Regions from separate parts of the Mus musculus genome. Here region 2 is linked to region 1. The links are chromatin contacts, found by POLR2A ChIA-PET in ENCODE. All regions are on one chromosome and are shown on one strand. Each heading gives the region's core, a stretch centred on a gene start or an enhancer-like site at or near the end of the contact. The rest is flanking DNA. Distances are from core to core; before and after follow the strand shown.

Region 1 (6,554 bases), core at 1,956-4,455:
GAAAACTGGTTTAATGACCTGAGTTCAATTCCTGGAGCTCACATAAGGCAGAAGAGAACTGACGTCACAACACTGCCCTCTATCTCCACAGGGATATATGCTATGGCCCACACCTGCTTCTCATCTCCCATCCTCCCACCCCCACCTCACCAGTAAAAAGCTAAAGAAGGGGGCTGGAAGGGGGTTGGCAAGATGGCTCAGCAGGTAAGAGCACTGACTGCTCCTCCAAAGGTCCTGAGTTCAAATCCCAGCAACCACATGGTGGCTCACAACCACCCATAATGAGATCTGATGCCCTCTTCTGGCATATCTGAAGACAGCTACAGTGTACTTATGTATAATAATAAGTAAATCTTTAAAAAAAAAAAAAGGAAGAAGAAGCATCTGGGCGTGGTGGCGCACATCTTTAATCACAGCACTTGGGAGGCAGAGGCAGGTGGATTTCTGAGTTCGAGGCCAGCCTGGTCTACAAAGTGAGTTCCAGGACAGCCAGGGCTACACAGAGAAACCCTGTCTCGAAAAAAACAAAAACCAAATCAAACCAAACCAAACCAAACCAACCCCTCTGTTCCTAAGACAGGTATGGCAGAACTGCTGACGGTCCTTGAGAGGATCTCTACAATCTAGTTGAAGGAAAAAGGCACTTAATAAATTGGGAGGGTGTGTGTGTGTGTGTGTGTGTGTGTGTGTGTGTGTGTGTGTGTTTCCTTACAGAGAAAAAAATTCTAAATCCCTGATGTTAAAACAGGAGGATAACCAGTGTGGTCATCCTGCAATCTCGGTGCTCAGCAAAGTGAGGCAGGAGGTTTGACTCAAGTTCAAGGCCAGCCAGGGTTACATAATAAGACTCTGACTCAAGGGGAAATAAGAAAGTGGCCGGGGGAGTACGCGGGGGGAGTACGTGGCTCAGTTGGTAGAGTCCTTGTTGAATAGTCCAGTACACACAGAGCTCTGGGTTCAATCCCGAGCCCAGCAATCAGGTGCTGGCGACACACACCTGCTATACCAGCACATCCGCCTAAGAAACAAACCCTGAACACGTGCTGGGCATGGCGGCGTGGGACTGTCACTCCAGCACTTAGAAGCTCTCTGTGATCCCAAGGCCACCTTGCTCTACAGAGCAAGTTGCAGGCCTGCTAGGGCCACACAGTGAGACCCTTTCTCAGAACCAAACCAAACCAAACCAAACCAAACCAGAACTAAGTACATGGATGCATTCGCACCCACACTTGGGCACACCCGGTTCCTGCTAAACACACATGAAGAATGTGAATTAGACACTGGGGAGACGGCTCTGTGGTTAAGACATCTGCTGCACTTCCAGAGGACCCCGGTCACTTCCCGACACCCAGATCACATGTTCACAACCATCTATAATTAGCTCCAAATGTAGCGTTGGGCCCCACATGTCCTGTGCTGGTTAGTCTTGCCAAATTAACACAACCAAGCATATCTAGGGAGAGGAAATATTATTTGGGAAAATGCCTCCGTAAGAGTAGACTGTTTCAGGGGCTGGAGAGATGGCTCAGAGGTTAAGAGCACTGACTACTCTTCTGAAGGTCCTGAGTTCAAATCCCAGCAACCACATGATGGCTCACAACCATCCATAATGAGATCTGATGCCCTCTTCTGGGGTGTCTGAAGACAGCTACAGTGTACTTACAGATTATATATAAAGATAAATAAATAAAAAAGAGTAGACTGTTTCTGTCTTGACTTCCTGTTACTCATGGCGTGTAAGCTGAAATAAACCCTTTCCTCCCCAGGTTGCTTTTGTTCACGGTGTTTTATTACAGTAACAAAAGTCCTGAATAGGACAGTCACATACCCACATGCAAGCTCACCTTAAATCACTAGTAAATATAACAACAATAAAGAGGCAGCTACTGGGGTTGAAGCTCACTGTTTAGAGTGCTTTCTCAAGACATGAACCATTATTAAAAATGCACAAGGTGCTGGGTCGCCACTGAGGAAAGGCGTGGAGGGCAGGACCCTCAGCAGCCCAGGTCACAAGTCAAGCAAGGTACGGACAAGAAGCCAGGCAGTGTGTCAAATGCCTCTAATCCAGCATTTAGGAGGGAGAGGCAGGTGGTCTCTGTGTTCGAGGCCAGCCTAGTCTACATAGTGAGTTCCAGGATAGCCAGTTACGTAAGAGAGAGACAACTTGCCCCCAATACAAAACAAAATAAAAGAAAACCAATGACAAGCAAAATAAATAAACAAAATAAGAAAAAAAAATAAGGTTCCACAATAGGAACTTCAGAAGTCAACTTTCACCCTTACACCTATGACATGCTCTTACTGTAGAGTCTGGGCATGCCCAGGAAGTACTGGATGGGGTTTGTTCAGCTCTCTGAGGCTCATCTCCTAAGAGTCCTGTCCCACCCACAAGCCAGGCCTACTCACCACACCACGGTCTCCCAGATCCAAGGCATCCCAGGTGAAGCCCTGGGGCAGGGTGTAGGGCTCCTGGCGAATGTTGTCTTTGTCAGGTTCGACTGGACCATGGGTGTTTACCACTTCACCTAGAAGAAGAGCACAGCAAGTCTATTGTCTGCCCACAGCGTGCGTGAAGGGGCTCACTGAACACACTCACTGGAAGGCTATCGAGGAGGTTCAGGTGGTAGAGTGGCTGCTTTGCCTGTGTGTGTCATACCTAGTACTACATAACCCAGCAGAGTGGTACAAGCCTCTAACTCCAACACTCAGGAGAGGCAGAGGGACCAGAGCTTTCAAAGTTACCTTCCACTGCACAGTGAGTGTAAGGCCAGTCTGGGCAACACAGATCCTGTCCCAGAAAGAAACAATTATATCAGAGTAAATTCCTCCGGTCCCTAGGAGCCCTGCAGCTGACGAACACTCTACGCTCTGTAACTGCAATCTCTCTCCAGTCTTTGGTCCCTAGTAAGGGCGAGCGCACAGCAAAACCTCAGAGTAATCTCTAGGATCCAAGGTGCCTCATCTTTGGAAATCCTTTAACTCTCGGGCAGGCTCCTGAATGACAAACACCCATCACAGCTAATTTAGCTTCCGGTCTCCTGGTTGGTGTAGGGTGTCGTCATGTTCCAGCCCAGACACTCTTCCCTGACTAGAGATCTGTAAGGTTGCATAAGCCTGCCTCTGTGTCAAGACCAACAACAGTGCACTGGCCTCACTCCTCAGTCAGATGATTGCTCTAGCAGCCAGGGTCTCTCAGCCTTCCAGCGTCAGCCTCTAGGCCTGTGGGCCAGCTAACTGCCAGGTCGGGGCATCAGAGCTCTGAGCCCTCCAGATGCCTTTGGGTTGACTCACCCTCCTGCATGATGCAGCCGGGAAGTCTCCCTCTCACCCAACCCTCCTCTGTGGGGAGCTCGGAAGCCGAGATGAAGGCAGGAACTGAAACCAGACGGGGCTGGAGAGGAAAGCCAGACACGCAAGCTCTCCCTCTTAATAGGTTTTGTTTATTTTGGTTTGCCCATCTTTTTTTTTTTTAAAGATTTATTTATTATTATATGTAAGTACACTGTAGCTGTCTTCAGACACACCAGAAGAGGGAGTCAGATCTTGTTACGGATGGTTGTGAGCCACCATGTAGTTGCTGGGATTTGAACTCTGGACCTTCGGAAGAGCATTCGGTGCTTTTACCCACTGAGCCATCTCACCAGCCCTGCCCATCTTTTTTTTTTTTTTAAAAACAGGAGAATACTAAGTAGCTAAGGCTGGCCTTGTGCTCATGGCACTCCTCCTGTCTCAGCTTCCCAATGCTGCATTACAGGTATGTAGCCCTCCAAGTACTTTTAAGCAACTTCCAATTGTCCTCAGACATTTAACTTCTGTGTTGGAGGGGGCACACTCAGTAGAACAGCCTCGCACTCGTGAGGTGGAAGGCAGGTTCTGAGCCTTAGTGGGACGGGACTGAGGGGAGAGAGAGCCTCTCCACAACAGGATAAGGAAAGAGGGCAGCTAGACAGAATAGATCTGAAGAGAGGCTGAAGGTTTGCTCAGGTCACATAACAGTCACACAGACCGAAGCTTCTGACACTGAATTGTAACCTCGGGTATGTAAGTCAAAGTGTGGGGGTGTCAGGAAAATTCAGCAATAGTAAAACCAAACACAAACTGAAAATTAAATATGTACGGAATCTGAGGTAGTTCAGGCAGTGTCACGTGACCTCACACGGGCACGCTGTACTCACTGTGAGTGCCAACATGCGATGAAACATCAAGGAACCTGCCTTAGATCCCTACTTGGATGGTGACTGGAAGACAGCTCGGTGGCTAAGAGCAGGGCTGTTCTTCAGTTCCCTTCAGTTGCCAGCACCCATGCCAGCTGGCTCATAACTGACCTGCAAGGCCGGCTCCAGGGGATGTGGTGCACGGTGCGGTGCCCTCTGCTAGCCTCTGAGGGAAAACACACACCTAACACAAGCAGGCACAGTCACAGAAACGTGTTTGCCTGCATATGCCCCATGTCTGGTGCCCATGGAGGTCAGCTGCAGGGGTCAGAGCCCTGGGACCGGAGTTATGGATGGATGGTTGCCAGCCACCACCTAGTGCTGGGAACTGCGCCCGGTCCTTCCACCAGAACAAGTGTTCTTAACCACTGAGTCTTTTCTCTTGGCCTCACATGATCACCCAACAAATTTTGTTTAACAAAGGCATATGCCAGGCCCACCTGGATTTAGTTTCTTTCTCTTAATTTGGTTTTTGGAGACAGGGTTTCACTGTGTAATAAATAGCCCTGGATGTCCTAGAACTCACTCTACAGACCAGGCTGGCCTCAAAACTCAGAGATGCCTCTGCTGCCTGAATGCTGGGATCAAAGGCACGTGCCACCACACCTGGCTATTTTCACTTTATAAGTGGTTACCCATAATGACACAGACCACTTAAGTCAGGAAACGCCTGTTATGTTCGCTTCTCACCTCCATAGACAAATGCTGTTGGACACAGCTGTCTTTTTACTTCCTGGTATTTGACTTGGCTCTGCCCTCCTAACCCACAAAGTACTGCAAATGTTGCACTATTTCTTGAGGAGAACAGTAACACTAACCACCTGACCTAGCTTACCTTTGGTGTTAGAGCGTGTGTTTTCTGACCTAGCTTACCTTTGGTGTTAGAGCGTGTGTTTTCTGACCTAGCTTACCTTTGGTGTTAGAGCGTGTGTTTCCTGACCTAGCTTACCTTTGGTGTTAGAGCGTGTGTTTTCTGACCTAGCTTACCTTTGGTGTTAGAGCATGTGTTTTCTGACCTAGCTTACCTTTGGTGTTAGAGCGTGTGTTTTCTGACCTAGCTTACCTTTGGTGTTAGAGCGTGTGTTTTCTGACCTAGCTTACCTTTGGTGTTTGTTAGAGCATGTGTTTTCTGACCTAGCTTACCTTTGGTGTTAGAGCGTGTGTTTTCTGACCTAGCTTACCTTTGGTGTTAGAGCATGTGTTTTCTGACCTAGCTTACCTTTGGTGTTAGAGCATGTGTTTTCTGACCTAGCTTACCTTTGGTGTTAGAGCGTGTGTTTTCTGACCTAGCTTACCTTTGGTGTTTGTTAGAGCGTGTGTTTTCTGACCTAGCTTACCTTTGGTGTTAGAGCATGTGTTTTCTGACCTAGCTTACCTTTGGTGTTAGAGCGTGTGTTTTCTGACCTAGCTTACCTTTGGTGTTAGAGCATGTGTTTTCTGACCTAGCTTACCTTTGGTGTTAGAGCGTGTGTTTTCTGACCTAGCTTACCTTTGGTGTTAGAGCGTGTGTTTTCTGACCTAGCTTACCTTTGGTGTTTGTTAGAGCATGTGTTTTCTGACCTAGCTTACCTTTGGTGTTAGAGCGTGTGTTTTCTGACCTAGCTTACCTTTGGTGTTAGAGCGTGTGTTTTCTGACCGCAGCTTACCTTTGGTGTTAGAGCGTGTGTTTTCTGACCTAGCTTACCTTTGGTGTTAGAGCGTGTGTTTTCTGACCGCAGCTTACCTTTGGTGTTAGAGCGTGTGTTTTCTGACCGCAGCTTACCTTTCTTGTTAGAGCGTGTGTTTTCTGACCGCAGCTTACCTTTGGTGTTAGAGCATGTGTTTTCTGACCGCAGCTTACCTTTGGTGTTAGAGCGTGTGTTTTCTGACCGCAGCTTACCTTTGGTGTTAGAGCGTGTGTTTTCTGACCGCAGCTTACCTTTGGTGTTAGAGCGTGTGTTTTCTGACCTAGCTTACCTTTGGTGTTAGAGCGTGTGTTTTCTGACCTAGCTTACCTTTGGTGTTAGAGCGTGTGTTTTCTGACCTAGCTTACCTTTGGTGTTAGAGCGTGTGTTTTCTGACCTAGCTTACCTTTGGTGTTAGAGCGTGTGTTTTCTGACCTAGCTTACCTTTGGTGTTAGAGCATGTGTTTTCTGACCTAGCTTACCTTTGGTGTTAGAGCATGTGTTTTCTGACCTAGCTTACCTTTGGTGTTAGAGCATGTGTTTTCTGACCTAGCTTACCTTTGGTGTTAGAGCATGTGTTTTCTGACCGCAGCTTACCTTTGGTGTTAGAGCGTGTGTTTTCTGACCTAGCTTACCTTTGGTGTTAGAGCGTGTGTTTTCTGACCTAGCTTACCTT
Region 2 (6,553 bases), core at 2,610-5,109, 42 kb before region 1:
TGGTCAGCTGGGACAAGGAGCTGGGCATCCTTGGTACCTGGGACAATGTGGCTGGCTTAGGGATTGGGGCAGGAAGGTCATGGCAAACATGGCTATTGTGTGTCTTTTCCAGCACTTCATAAACTCAGCCACGAGGAAATGCTGCTGGCTCCCACCCCCCTCACACACACTTTGGCAGGAGCAGTTGACTGCCCTGTTCCTGCATGTCTCACATTCCTGACAGAGCCCCGTGTGCTTTTCCTGACTGATAGTGCAGTGCGTGTGATGGTATACACACACACACACACACACACACACACACTACCTCCCCATGCTGACCCGCCTTCCTCCCGCCCAACCCACAGGTCTAGACAAACACAGAAGTATACATCGCCCCCATTATATTCACACCTACTCTGCACATACCCCTCTGTTAAATGCTCAGAACCTTACAGCCCGTCTCTGCCAGTCTACACTGGCCTCTGCTCACTACGCAGCCTCTGCCTTGGATATCCACACTGTTTTCAGCAGTGCTAGGATCTGGGAGCCCTTCCTTCCTAACTGAGCACTGTGCATTTTTACTGGTTCTCCCACGGCATCTATTCCGGCTTAGACAACCCCCACACCCTTAGCTCCCAGTTCAGTCCCACTTCACCACCTGGGTAGCTGCCCTGTGCCTCCACCTCAGCAGGTTTATTGAGATAATTCATGTTCTGTATAATTCAGCTACTTAGCATAGAGCCTAGCCAGGAGTGCACACACCTGCAGCCGCAGCACTTAAGAGACTGACACTGGAGGATTGCTGTAAGTTTGTATGTGAGTTTCTGTTTGGTGGTGGAAAAGGCTACAGTAATTTTTGGTATATTATTAAAGTTTTAATAATTGGGGACTCAGTCAGGTAGCTCATTTCTATAATCACAACACTGGGGAGCTGAGGCAGGAGAATTGTGAGTTTAGGGTTAGTCTGTGTCTAGACGTCTTGTTTCAAAAACATGTGAGTGGGAGTGTATGTGTGTGATAAAATTGATTGTTCTAGGCCTGGAAATATAACTCAGTGGCATACAATTTTTATGCCTGAAGACCTGGGCATGAAGAGGGAAGGAAGGGGTAGGAAGCGGGGAGAGAGGCAAACACCTATAATCTCAACATGCAAGGGCAAAGGCAAGAGTTCAGGGCCAGCCTGGGCTATACATAGAGTTCAGGGCCAACCTGGGCTACGCGGCAAAGAAACTTCTCTGAACAGCAAGATAAAAGCAAATCAAAAACGAAACCCCTGACTGGTAGTATCAGTAATGCCAGGACATGGGAGGTGGGGGCCGGAGGCTCAGGAGTGTAAGGCCATCCTTGGCTGCAGAGTGGGGTTGAGGCCAGCGTCTAAGTGGTTGGCTCCTGGCATTTCTGCTCACTTGATATGCAGCTGTCATCATTACCTAGTGCCAAGGCTTTCCGTAGTTAACCCACCCCCACCCTCCCAGGTATGTTATAACCATTAGTTTCCCCTGCCAGTGATCTGCTTTCTGTCTTTGAGGCTTAGTATACAGCCTAGCCAGGAGTGCTAGTTCTGTGAAACTGCCAGTTCTGTGTGTCTTGAATCCGTTCAGTCACAAGATCTGTATTACTTGGGGACCCAGTTTCTGTCACTGACCACCAGGTTTCACGGCCCGTGTGCCAGGTGGCACAGATTTCGCTTTCATCATCATTATCACTAGAAGATAGTTTTGATATTTAGCCCAGGTTGGCCCTTTAACTCCCCATAATCTCCCCTGTCAACCTCTTGAAAGCTGGCATTCCAGGCAGGCACCGCCCTGGCGCTACCGCTACCGCTTCCCTTTGTCTCTGCCATGCTTCAATTCTCAGGTCATCTCCTCTGTTGGGCTTGGGTAGTTACCACCTCTGGCTCTCCACCTTCCAATTCCTCCCTATTGTTATTTAATGAGCGGTGCCCCTCCCGCACAGTTGAGAGTGGTTGTGGGCCCAGCCCAGGGTCGGGTAGAAAACCCACAGTCACAGTAGGATGCAGGAGGGGTGTGAGCCTGTTCTGGGCTTGTAATTTATGAGACACCTGTGGGGTTGGGCCTGGCTGAACCCAACATCTGTTTTCTGGTGGTCAGGTGGAGAGCCAGCACCCACATTACTGCCCTACGTCTGGGCCTCCTGCTGGCCTTGCCCCTTGCTTTTGATGACCCTGCTCATGGCTTAAGAGTGCCCACCTGAGCCCCAGCCCCTGGTGCAGCTTGGTTATACACTCTCACTATGGACTCCGTTTGACTTTTTCTTTTTTTTCCCCCCCTCTTGGTTGGGAGAGGGTCCTTTGGGGTGAGTTAAGGTCACAGTCTACAGTTTAGGCTGGCCTCGAACTTGGTAATCCTCCTGCCTTAACCCTCTCAACCGCTGAGATTTCTGGTGTGAGCCACCACCCCTGGCTCTGGTTGGCTTTTCTATGGGTGTGTGGTTACGGTGTAAGTAAGAGTGGTCAGAGACCGGTGACACTTGGGTGGGTCGCTTTTCCATCCCAACAGACTCTAGTGATTGAGCCCAGGACAGGAGTAGGAGGCCCTGTCAACTGTGGAAAGTTGCTTCAGTGGAAGCCATCATCAGGCTTTACGACTGCCAGGCTCAATCTCAGTGGCCTGTTTGCCGAAGGCTGGGGACAAAGCAGGCCCGCTGTGACTCACCTCCATTTCCGGGCTTAGTCACACCCCAGCCCCCTCCCCACCCCCCCCTGGGCTTGGCATCAGAGGACTGGCCCAGTTAGGGGAGGTGACCTCAGCTGAGGAGCCTTTCCAGGCTGCTGGGGTGAAGGAAGGGTGAGCCCAGCTAGCTTTGGTCCCAGGCCTGGTGGCGCCATCAGTGCCCCCTGCATGCCCTGCCCCTGTCCCTGTTGTTTCTCTGGATCAGATAATTCAGATTGCCTGAATAAATACCATAGAAAGAGGGAGGAGGAAGGGTGACTCGGGTGATCCCTTGGCCTAGCTATATGGAAACAGTATGTCAGCCACTATCCTGATGGGGGTGGGGGCGTACGAAGGGGAACCGAAACTGACGGCCACAGCCCTCTACCCCAGGGAATCCACAGATACCTAAGGGAGGGCAGGCTACTCCTGCCCGGAGACACTGATTTTTAGTCATGATCACCCTTAAACTCAGGGTAAATTTGGGGGCTGAGGAGACAGTTTAGTCAGGAAAGCGCTTACTGTGTAAGCGTGAGGCTCAGTCTCTGCAACCCACACCAACCGTCAGGTGTGGTGGCACATACCTATCATCCCAGTGTTGAGGAGGCAGAGCCAAGGTCAGATCAGTGCGGCTGGCTAATTAGCATATGCATACATCCTTGCACACGCATAAACACTTCTGCAGATTCGACCACGCCCTCTGCCCAAAAAGCCACAAAGTCCAATTTTAAAATACAGATGCCCAAGTGCCAGCTCATGCCTGCTCTGGCCCCGGGAGAACCCGATACACAGCTAGGGCTGAGAACCCAGAGCCCAAGGCATCAGCTCTGAACTCAGGAAAGACTGGGAAGGGCTGTGGGAGAATGCAAACCATTTAGCCGGTCCATCTGCTTTAGCTTCAGAGTCTTCCCGAAAATATTAGCTGGAGCCAGGCTCTGGAAGATAGAGAAGACCTCATTCTAAGCCTGGGTTTATTCAAGTCTCCTGAGATTTGATACAGCATGTTGTTTTGTGGTTGTGGGTGGTGGTGGTGGTGCACGCGTGTGTGCCTGTGTATGTGTGTGGTGTGTGTGTGTGTGTGTGTGTGTGTGTGTGCATGCTCTCGAGTGCACGCGTGCACACCTGCATGCATGCTCAAATGCCAGAAGCAAGGGTCCTGCTCAATCTCTCTTGGCCTTATCTCCCCAAGACAGGTTATCTCTCAGAGCCTGGAGCCTGGCTGCTGGCCAGCAAACCCAGCAATCTTTCTCTGGCCACCTCCGTGGCCCTGAGATTACAGGTGTGCGCAGCCACAGCTGGCTTTGATGTGGGTTCTGGAAATTGGAGCTCAGGTCATCAAGCTGGAGCCACAAACTCTCTTTTTTTTTTTTTTTTTTTTTTTTTTTTTTTTGGTGTTGTTGTTGTTGTTTGAGACAAGGTTTCTCTGTGTAGCCCTGGCTGTCCTGGAACTCACTTTGTAGACCAGGCTGGCCTTGAACTCAGAAATCTGCCTGTCTCTGCCTCCCAAGTGCTGGGATTAAAAGCATGCACCATCACTGCCCAGCCATCTTTTTTTTCTTTTAAGATCTATTTATTTATTTTTTATATATGAGTACACTGTAGTTATCTACAGACACACCAGAAGAGGGCATCAAATCCCATTACAGATGGCTGAGAGCCACCCTGTAGTTGCTGGGACTTGAACTCAGGATCTCTGAAAGAGCAGTCAGTGCTCTGAACTGCTGAACCATCTCTTGAACCCTCATTTATTTAACATGTATGCTTTCTCTGCATGTATGTATGTGCACCATGCTCATGCAGTACCCTCAGAGGCCGGCAGAGAGCATGGGATCCCCTGGAACGGGAATAACAGATGGTTATGAGCTATCATATTGGTACTAAGACTCCAACCCAAGAGCCCTTAGAAACAGACCCAGTGCTCTTAACCACTGAGCCATCTCCCCAGCCGTCCACAAACTCTCTTATGGCTGAGCGTCTCCCGGGCCTTGATGGCTTTTTGTTTCTGAAAGACCCCCCAGGTGGGCAGTCAATCAATCTGAGGAGACCCTCCCAAGGATCAGCGAGTCCACGATTCGGATGTAAACAGCAAGAGGCTTTATTGGGAACACGGGTACCCGGGCGACTCAGTCTATCGGAGGACTGGCGCGCCGAGTGTGGAGTTTTTACCCTTTTTATAGGGCTAGGGCTGGGGAGCAAAAAGCGTGGTTACAGAAGCGAGAAGCGAGCTGGTTGGTTAGTTCGAATAAGGTTTGGGGTACTTCCCGGTCATTTGGGGAAACTGAGGTGGGACTTTTTAGATCTAAACAATGTCTATTTTCAAGAAATGGGTAGGGGAGGGGTACAAGGAAAGAGTCTAATGAAGGTTCAGCAATGGGCACATATCTGGTCAGAACATTGGCAGACACACAGGTTTAAGGAGTGACCAGAGCATTGTGCACCTCTATTTTTTTAAATCAGTGAAGCTAGTTCTGCGAACACTGACGTCTATCGGGGCTTCTGTGTCTGTTGCTGGTTCCGCTTTATCTGAGAACCATCTGTTCTTGGCCCTGAGCCGGGGCCCAGGTGCTTGACCACCGATATCCTGTTCGGCCCCTGTCCCAGTGCTATTCAGCCTTGATCTTTAACTGTTAATCTATAACTGAACTTCCTTGTAACTTTTGAGAACCCAGCTCTGGTACTTTTTCATGCCTTGCGAAATGGCGTTACTGCAGCTAGCTTGCTAAGCCTTATGGTGGGGTCTTTCATTCCCCCCTCTTTCTGGAAACTGAATAAAATCTTTTATTTACGTGATTCTACTTCTTCTGGACCTATTGATTTGAGTTGGTGATACTGTTGGGTCAGAACCAGGGCCTGCACCACCGAAATTCTGTCTTTTACAAACTGGACCAAGCGGTTGAGAATACAGGGTCCGAAGAGTAGGATTAATAAGAGTATTATCAAGGGGCCCATAATGGTGGATACCAAGGTCGTGAACCATGGGGACCTGTTAAACAGTCCCTCAAACCACCCTTGTCCTGATTCGAACAATTTTTGTCTCTGGTTTAACCTTTCTCTTAGCTTTGCCATGCTATCTCTCACTACGCCAGTGTGGTCCGCGTAGAAACAGCATTCTTCTTTTAGGGCAGCACATAATCCTCCTTCTTTTAGGAACAGTAGATCTAATCTTCTCCGGTTCTGTAGGACCACCTCAGACAACGAGGTCAGAGACTTTTCTAGGGCACTGACTGATTTTTCTAAGGCCCCAAGGTCTGTATGTATGGCTGCCTGGAGCTGCTCGAATTGCTTGGTGGCCACTAGGGCTGTAGTCCCTGTTCCTACTCCTGCAGCTATGCCGCCCATAGTAAGTCCTCCCAACAGCAGGGCCAGAGTTAATGACACCGGCTCTCTTTTATATTTGGTTTTTCTCTCAAACTGGCCATAAACATAACCAGGGGAGTGGTAGGTCACCTTTGGCCAGAGCTCAACCAGGACACAGTAATCGGTGGTGAGGTTGAGTACAGTAGTAGATAGGCAGGGAGTGAGCCCGGTGTTGCAAGCCCAAATGGTCCCGGCGGGAGCAGCCAGATAGTAGGACCCGTCGCTTGTATTCTGGGTGGTATTACACAGGGCCTGATGGGTTTTGGGAACTGCTCCTACGCAGAGTCCCTGTCCGGTTACTTCGGACAGGGTCAGCTTGTGTTGGGAGGCCACGGAGCAGTTAGCTGGGGCAGAGGTATGGTTGGAGTAGGTACCTAGGACGGCAACCCCTTCGTAATAGGGGGGTCCCGATACCAGACACAACCAGCACTCTTGGGTTTTGTCAGGACTGGTGAGGTTGAGTGCTTGGTAGGCTCCATCTACCAGGTTCAGCAGTCTGTCTCCCGTCCCAGGTTGTATAGAGGCTGCGCCTGTAGGGGAAGGCT

Evidence for each region. ChIA-PET counts read pairs that join two places held with the same protein, here RNA polymerase II (POLR2A).
Region 2: POLR2A ChIA-PET joins it to region 1 with 10 read pairs in Patski. The contact joins two enhancer-like sites. POLR2A ChIA-PET finds 5 or more read pairs at or near these places in 3 of 5 experiments (Patski and embryonic stem cell).

Annotation. Positions count from the first base shown.
Region 1 is chr11:103,048,177-103,054,730 of GRCm38, reverse strand. Nmt1 (N-myristoyltransferase 1) reads right to left here. Exons shown (of 12, transcript NM_008707.4): 4 at 2,407-2,525. Gm42090 (a long non-coding RNA gene) reads right to left here. Exons shown (of 2, transcript XR_003949775.1): 1 at 6,133-6,554; 2 at 5,036-5,741. Among named protein-coding and RNA genes, the nearest start is that of Gm42090, 3.8 kb to the right of the region's middle. Within about 2 kb of position 3,205, at least 2 of the 3 ENCODE cell types and tissues checked have a DNase peak (open chromatin) inside an H3K27ac peak, as active enhancers do.
Region 2 is chr11:103,090,806-103,097,358 of GRCm38, reverse strand. All of the region lies in intron 1 of Plcd3 (phospholipase C, delta 3), which reads left to right. Among named protein-coding and RNA genes, the nearest start is that of Plcd3, 7.6 kb to the left of the region's middle. Within about 2 kb of position 3,859, at least 2 of the 3 ENCODE cell types and tissues checked have a DNase peak (open chromatin) inside an H3K27ac peak, as active enhancers do.